2 separate regions of the Homo sapiens genome follow, and region 2 is linked to region 1. A link is a contact called in ENCODE Hi-C or POLR2A ChIA-PET data. All regions are on one chromosome and are shown on one strand. Each heading gives the region's core, a stretch centred on a gene start or an enhancer-like site at or near the end of the contact. The rest is flanking DNA. Distances are from core to core; before and after follow the strand shown.

What was found. A loop is a pair of places that touch in the nucleus more often than their neighbours do. ChIA-PET counts read pairs that join two places held with the same protein, here RNA polymerase II (POLR2A). Pooled maps may share reads with other maps.
Region 2: a loop to region 1 is called in a map of CD8-positive, alpha-beta T cell, with 19 times the contacts of the local background. The contact joins the promoter of FBXW5 here to the promoter of SNHG7 in region 1. A Hi-C loop is called at or near these places in 1 of 168 maps with a recorded cell type or tissue (CD8-positive, alpha-beta T cell), 2 of 37 single-sample maps with no recorded cell type and 7 of 50 pooled maps. POLR2A ChIA-PET finds 5 or more read pairs at or near these places in 7 of 52 experiments (A549, AG04450, CD8-positive, alpha-beta memory T cell and 4 more).

The regions. Positions count from the first base shown.
Region 1 is chr9:136,726,459-136,730,025 of GRCh38, forward strand. SNHG7 (small nucleolar RNA host gene 7) reads right to left here and starts at 1,726. Exons shown (of 5, transcript NR_024543.1): 1 at 1,423-1,726; 2 at 588-628. LOC124900276 (cuticle collagen 2-like) reads right to left here and starts at 1,726. Exons shown (of 5, transcript XM_047424334.1): 1 at 1,423-1,726; 2 at 588-628. SNORA17A (small nucleolar RNA, H/ACA box 17A) reads right to left here and starts at 421; the gene lies at 289-421. RefSeq lists silencers at 1,474-2,153, 2,307-2,476 and an enhancer at 2,924-3,073.
Region 2 is chr9:136,942,315-136,945,987 of GRCh38, forward strand. FBXW5 (F-box and WD repeat domain containing 5) reads right to left here and starts at 2,424. Exons shown (of 9, transcript NM_018998.4): 1 at 2,280-2,424; 2 at 1,577-1,792; 3 at 1,035-1,192; 4 at 455-629; 5 at 233-381; 6 at 1-152. The coding sequence starts at 1,769. C8G (complement C8 gamma chain) reads left to right here and starts at 2,929. Exons shown (of 7, transcript NM_000606.3): 1 at 2,929-3,144; 2 at 3,320-3,456; 3 at 3,615-3,673. The coding sequence starts at 3,007. RefSeq lists an enhancer at 837-1,602 and silencers at 1,438-1,507, 1,888-2,467.

The DNA.
Region 1 (3,567 bases), core at 476-2,975:
ATTAACCGAGACGCCAGCAAACCCTTCCCCAGTCCTGTCCTGCGTGATCCTGACACGGTGTACGGCATGATCCAGCGCGTACCTCACCTGACCTGACCGATCCTCACAGGTTCTTAAAACTCACTCATGAAGGCTGCTCCTGGTGAAGGCACCCTCCACCTTCCCACTATCCCTTCAGACCCCTAGAGGCCAGCCTAGCCCAGCGCGAGAGTTAGAAAGCCCACTCACAGGGCCCACCCTCTCTCCCAGATACCAGCGAAGGAAAACAGATGCCTGTCCACAAAACAGGAGTGTGAGACTATCAAACATTCAAACGTTCACGGGGCAGAACGCTGAGCGTAGACATAGCCTCTCTAATCTCTGCCACCTAATGACACAGATGTGACACGGCAGCCACAGCTGCAACGCCTCTAGGGGCAGTGTCCTGTTGAAGACTAAATAATCCGTTTTTACTCCCCTGGAGACAGCTTCTAGCCTCAATGTGAACACAAGACCGACTGGTCCCTCCAGTCACTTAAGATGTTGCACAGGAGGGCTTAGTTACATTGGAGGATTGACCCTGTTCCAGCTCCAATGCACCAACTTACCCAACACCCCACGCACGTGTCATCTCCAGTGAGCAGACGTCCTAGAGAAAAAAAGAAACCGCAATTTTGTATAAATCTTGCAAACACCACAGAGGAGCATCACATAAACACTGCGTTTTTTGGGAGGCCGAGGCGGGCAGATCACTTGAGGTCAGGAGTTCAAAACCAGCCTGGCCAACACGGTGAAACCCGTCTCTCTAAAAAAAAAAAAAAAAAAAGTTAGCTGGCCTAGTGGCTGGCGCCTGTAATCCCAGCTACTCTGGAGGCTGAAGCAGGAAAGTCGCTTGAACCCAGGAGGCAGAGGTGGTAGTGAGCTGAGATCGCGCCACTGCACTCCAGCCTGGGCAACTGAGACTCTGTCTCGAAAAGAAAAAGACTGCGTTTTGCTGCATCTGGTCTCCAGGAAGGCGGACCAAAGAAGCTCCCTGCCACCAAAAAGCTCACTGTCACAAGGGCCGTTCTAGAAAAATCCGACCCATGTTACTCTCTCCCCTTACTCTACGCTTAATTTGCGGGAGGGGAAGTTGGAGTTACAACACAGTGGCCACGAAACGCGGGCTGCTGATCCCCTGCAGGTATCAAGGGACCAGGACCACGAGGCGGAATGCCCACCAGACAACCGAGCAGTCCTCCTCCCGCCAGAACAGCCTCCCGCTGAGCAGCCACAGTGACAAGGAAACCACCTGACGCAGCATAAGAAATCAATTTTTCAAAGATGCCGACAAACATCTTCCCACAGCCTGAGCGACTCAGGGAAGCAGCGGCAGGAGCGGAAGGGTCGTGGGTGAACGGGGTGCCTTTCTCTAAGATCCGAATTCGCGCACTCAGCTCTCACCAGGCTTCCCGAAGCTTCCTGGCTGGAAACCGCGCAGGGCCGGCAGCGCCCTCTCCACCAAGGGACACACCAGCGGCGCCTCCTCCGCGGCCCGGGCCCCCATCCCGCGGCTCGCGCGGCCAGGACGCCCCAGGTCGGAGCCTGCCCCCACCCCGCACCCGGAGGCCAGCAGCCCAGTCCCCTAGGCCGCGCAGCGCCAGCGAGAGCGAGGCTGCAGGGCGAGGCCCGGTGAGGCGCTCGAGAACTGGCCGGGAGGAGAAGTCAGGCGGCCCACCCGCCACGGCAGCCTCCGGCGCACGCAGAGGACGAGAAGGGAAGCGCCGCGCCTTTTATAGCGCGTACGGCGGCCCGCAAGAGTCAATCCGCCCCGCCCAAGCAGCGCCCCCCAGCGGTCCCCGGCCGTTCAGCTCCCCGCGCCCGCACGTGGGCGCTGCTCAGTGGCTGGCGGGCGGGCGTGTGGGTTCGCCACGCAGAGCAGCGGCAGCGCCGTGACCCGTGTCCTGCACCGCGACCGCCCCACGGGGCCAGCAGCCAGGGCCGCGCCGTTTCCGACCCGCCGGGTGCCGGGCACGCCACGGACACGCGCGGCTCCCCGTTTTCGCGGAGGATTCCCAGGCCGGGTCAGGAGGACGCTCCACGAGCCCGTGGGTCCCGGTGGTCCCAGCCATTGGGGCGGCTCCCGTGACTGTCGAGCAGCGCCCACCCCGGGCAGCATGGGGCTCCCGCGACGCGCTCCGTCCCTTCCCCACCAGGGGCTCTGCCGGTGTCGGCCATGGGCGCGGGTACACACCAGGCGCCTAATGAGTGCTGAGGCGGGCGAGGGTCCCGGCAGGCGGGATTACCGCGGCCAGGCCTGACTAGCGCCCTGTCTGCGCTGTGTCCTGGGACCTCGGTCACCGCGCAGGGCGGGACACCGAGGCCTCGCGGCCAAGCGACTCGCCGCGGTCGCCGGGCTGCGAACGGTGGAGCCGCCGGGACTCGGACCAGGACGCGAGCTCCAGAGCAGGGGATGACAGGCCTGAGCCGCAGGGGCCGGGAGGAAGGCCGCGCTGCTGTCCTGGGGCTGGGCAGCCTCCGCATTGCACAGCGCAGACCGCTCTAGCCTTAGGCCTGGAGGGGACACCAGGAGATGAGGCTTCTGGCTCAGCCTGCTCTCTGCAGCCACAGGCAAAGGCCAGGAAGGCCGGGGTGCGGGAGCTGGCATAGGAGCTGGCTCCAGCTCGGGTACTGGCTTAGAGGGAGCAGGAGCTGGTGATAAATTCAACTCAAATTTTCATTGCCTTTGCAAAGCCAGAAAACACCCCAGGGCTCCTAAGAAAAGCCCCAGCGCAGGACCCCAGGACACTTTGCAACTGGGCTGCAACTGCGCGGTCTGAGGCTCCTCCCTGTGTGGCCCCACCAGCAGGCTGGGTTCTAGCTCTGGTGTTGGGGCTGGAGCTGGCACCACAGCAGGCTCCACCTCCAGAGATGGTGCAGGCTCTGTCCTAGCACTGACACGGTTGTTGGAGACAAGCTGGCTCTGCCCCGGGGACCGATGCTCTGGAGCTGCCTCTAGCTGTGTTGCTGTTGCTAGTCTTTGCCCTGGGAAAAGTGTCAGAGCTGGTCCTAGCTCTGGATATGGTGCTAGAGCTGGTTCTTGATTGGATTTCGCTCTAGAGCTGGCAGGAACTCTGGCTCTCGTTCTGAAGCTGGTGCAGGTCTGAGATGGCTGTAGCTCTGGAGCTGCCTCTAATTCTGGTTCTGGTTGTGGAATCAGCCATCGCTTTATATCTGGTGCCAGCTCTGGCTCTGGAGGTGGTGCTGCAGCTGGCCCTTCCTCTGAACCTGGCACTGGCTTGAGGTCTACACCTGGAACTGGCTGAAACTCTGGAAGTGGTTTTGGAGCCGGTGCCCGAGCAGTCACCGGAGGTGGCACCAGATTTGGTGATAGAGCTGCCTCTGTTTCTGGAGTAGGTGGTAGAGCTGGTGCGGCAGCTGGAGTGAGATCTGGAGTTGTGCTGGCTGTGGCCATAGTTCTTGAGCTGGTACAGGAACCCGCACTGGTGTGAGCCGCGGTGCTGAAGCTGGGCCTGTAGCTGATGCTGGCCCTGGCTCTTTTTCTGAACCTGATGCTGATATTTGGCCCTAACCATGCAAATGGTTTTG
Region 2 (3,673 bases), core at 1,174-3,673, 220 kb after region 1:
GGGGACGTGGCCGGGTCACCGGCTTCCAGCAGCAGGTCAGGGCTGTCGAAGCGGCTGCAGTCGGCCACCATCACCGTGCGGACGGTGCTGGCATTGAGGTTCTGGATCTTGAACAGCCGCTTCACCACGTTGACGTTCTCTGACTCCACATCCTGGGGGCGGGGGCACGTGCCAGGTGGGCGCCGGGCGCCAGGCCCCAGGAGGGCAGCCCCGCCCCTAGCCCCGCACGCACCTGGAAGGCATTGTTGAGCCACAGCACCGAGCAGGAGGTGATATCTCCGATGCGGTGCAGGTTCCCCGAGATGAGGCTGGTCTCGGTGAGCCAACAGCCAAACACGTCATAGGGCTTGTTCCGCACGCGGGACAGCAGCGCGAAGGAGTCTGTGGGGAGGCCGGGGCTGGACAGGCTGTCGGCGTGGGGCGGGGGCAGGGTCAACCCGCCGCCCGTGCTCACCTAGGCTGATGACAGCAATCTCGCCGGATGAGGAGTTGTGCGGCCCCAGGAACACCCCCGAGGCCAGCAGTAGCGAGTCGTCCTTGTTGAACTGGGAGAACTGGGTGTAGCTCCAGTTGTAGGGCCGCATGTCCGCGCTGTGCAGCAGCGAGATGGTCAGGTCGTTGCTCCAGATCTGTTCGGCAGGGGCGGCTGTAGTGATCGCCTGGCCAGGTCGCGGGGCGGGGGCCTGCTACTACACAGCCATGAGGCCCCAGCTCTGCCAGCCCTACTCAGAGGCCACCAGGGAGCAGGGACCCCTTCCAGCCACTGTCATCCACTCGGGGGGCATTGGTATAGAGCGGAGGAGCCTGCCCCTGAAGCAGGCGGCTGTGTGTGGGACCCTCTCCTCAGCACTCAGGGCCACCCTGCACCGCTCCTGATCCTCTGTGGTCCCTCCGCTGGATGCAGGGAGGCTGCTGTCACCTCTGGCCTGACCCACCCCCCCCCCCACCACCACCTGGTTGGAACGCCTGGGTCCTGGGACCTCCGTGCTGCGGCAGAGCTGGGTGGGGTGTGCAGGACACCTGGCCGTCCTCACCTTCACAGTGCAGTCCTTGGAGCAGGACGCGAACTGGTACCCGGAATGGGAGAAGCTGAGGTGCAGGACCTGGTCTGTGTGTTCCCGCAGCGTCTGCACCTCCACGCAGGGCACCGTGTCATACAGCCGCTGGAACTCCTCGTACCAGGACATGGCCGCTGCGGGTGGGCAGTTGTCAGTCCTGGGCCCGGGCCTTCCTCGCAGTCACGGCCATGAGCCGAGTGTGGCCCCAGCAGTCCTGGCAGGCCCCGTGGTGCCCCTGGAACCCACTAGTCATGGCATAGGCCTCGGCTGGGGGATTCAACCCTGTAGCTCACAGAGACCCCTGTACCCCCCACCCCCCAAGTGACCCAATGAACCCTCTGGCCTCCAAGCTCTGAGGGGCGCCTGCGCTGTGTCCTGACAGGCCTCTATCAGGGTGTGGGGGGGTGAGCATGGACACGCGGGGCCGCGGGGCGGGCCCCCAGCCAGGCTGACCCCCAAGCGCAGGGGCCCGGGGCCCTGGCTGCAGAACGTGGGTAGGGGCCCCACACGCCACTGACCTGGGTGTCGGGGCACGTCGCGGGCCACCTGGTAGTAGCGGTAGAACTGCTCCCTCCACAGGAACTCGTCCCGCGACACGGCCTGCCATTGGCGGCACACCAGCCCGGCGGCCAGCACGTCGGCCGGGCCCAGGCTCAGGAAGATCTGGTAGACCAGGCTGTCGGGGAGCAGGGGCGTGCCGCCCTCGTCCATCGTGACATTCTGCCCAGGCGGCCCTGAAACCCACCAACGGCTGCCCTCAGCCCAGGCCCGGGAAGGGAGGCCGAGAGCGGGCGTCCTGTTCCTCCAGCCCCAACCGTCCCGCCGGGAGTTCCACGGGGCTGCGTGTCTGCAGGGGACGCCCGGGTACCGCCGCCCAACCAAGGACCCGGCAGCTCCGGGCGGGCCGGGCCGGCCCCTCTCCGCCGCGTCATCCCCCGGCCTCCTGCGGCCGGCAGCGGGCGCCCCTCAGCCCGCCAGGGCCCGGACCGCCGCACGCGAGGCACGGGGACACCAGGCGCCGTCCGGGGACGGGCTTCCGCCGAGAGGAAGCTCGGGGCGGCCAGGCAGTGGCCTCCGCCCTGCGGCCCTGGAGCAGCTCTGCCCGGCGGGCTCGGGGCGGACGGCGGGGACGAGCGCACGGGCGGCCTCGGGGCTCCTGCACTCGCCCAAGGCGGGCGGGGACGACAAGGCGGGACCCCCGAGGGCCGCAGGCGCACTCACCACGGCCGCCTCCGCCCGCTGCGCCGCCCCCGCCCTGCGCGACCCGGACCCGCTTCCGCTGCCGCAGCCGCTCGGACCGCCGCCCCCGCCCAACGGGGAGCCCGCCAGGCCCGACGCCACGAGCCCCGAGGCATCGATGGCCGAGGAAGGCAGAGCGCGCGGGTAGCCCGCATCCGCCCCTCGTGCGCCTGCGCCTTGGGCTCCGGCGGCCTGGCCGGCTTTTCTTTGTGCGCCTGCGCGCACTCGGGCGCATTGGGAACAGCGCCCCTTGTGGCCAGCGGGCGGCGGTCGTGGGCGGGGTTGCAGGCGAGGCTCAACGAACGCTGGTTCGGGACCCGCCTCCGGCGCTCCCTGTTGCCGGGCCCTGAGCAAGTGGCTTCATGAACCCCGTGACGTTGGCCATGGAGATAAGACCACTGGGTGATGGTTTAAGGAAGATAACGTGTAAAGGGCTAAGGACTGTCGGTGGAAATCAGGGGTGCAGGAGAAATGGATAAACAGCCAGAGGTCAACTCGGACTTTGTACATAGGACATGGTGCCAGGGCCCTGCCAGGAAGTGCAGATCGAAGCTAGGCTCACGAGGAGGCTGGAGGTGGGGGGTGGGGAGGCAACGGATGGACATGGACTTCCTGGGCTGGGCTCTGTGACAGCAGAGTAGACTCTGTCCTGGGACTTGGTGGTGCTACCCTTGGCCTCCCACAGTCCTGCCACCCTGCTGCCGCCACCATGCTGCCCCCTGGGACTGCGACCCTCTTGACTCTGCTCCTGGCAGCTGGCTCGCTGGGCCAGAAGCCTCAGAGGCCACGCCGGCCCGCATCCCCCATCAGCACCATCCAGCCCAAGGCCAATTTTGATGCTCAGCAGGTAGAAGTTGGGGGGGGTAGAGGGAGGCAGGTAGAAGTTGTGGGAGGGGTAGAGGGAGACAGGTAGAAGTTGTTGCGGGGGAGAGGGAAGCAGGTGAAGTTGTGGGGGGTGTAGAGGGAAGCAGGTGAGGGGCCCTCCCACAGTGCCCTCGAGTTCTCCCATGGTCTGCCCCCAGTTTGCAGGGACCTGGCTCCTTGTGGCTGTGGGCTCCGCTTGCCGTTTCCTGCAGGAGCAGGGCCACCGGGCCGAGGCCACCACACTGCATGTGGCTCCCCAGGGCACAGCCATGGCTGTCAGTACCTTCCGAAAGCTGTGAGTCCCAGAGCAGCCCTGCACCCTAACCCCAACCCTCCTCTCAGCCCCCGGACTTCAGCCCTGCTCTGGCCCCTGACCCCACCCCGGCTGTGGCCTGGACTAGGATTCCTGGTTGGGGTCTCCCAGCCTGTGGTGCCTCCTCCCCGCCCCCCCAGGGATGGGATCTGCTGGCAGGTGCGCCAGCTCTATGGAGACACAGGGGTCCTCGGCCGCT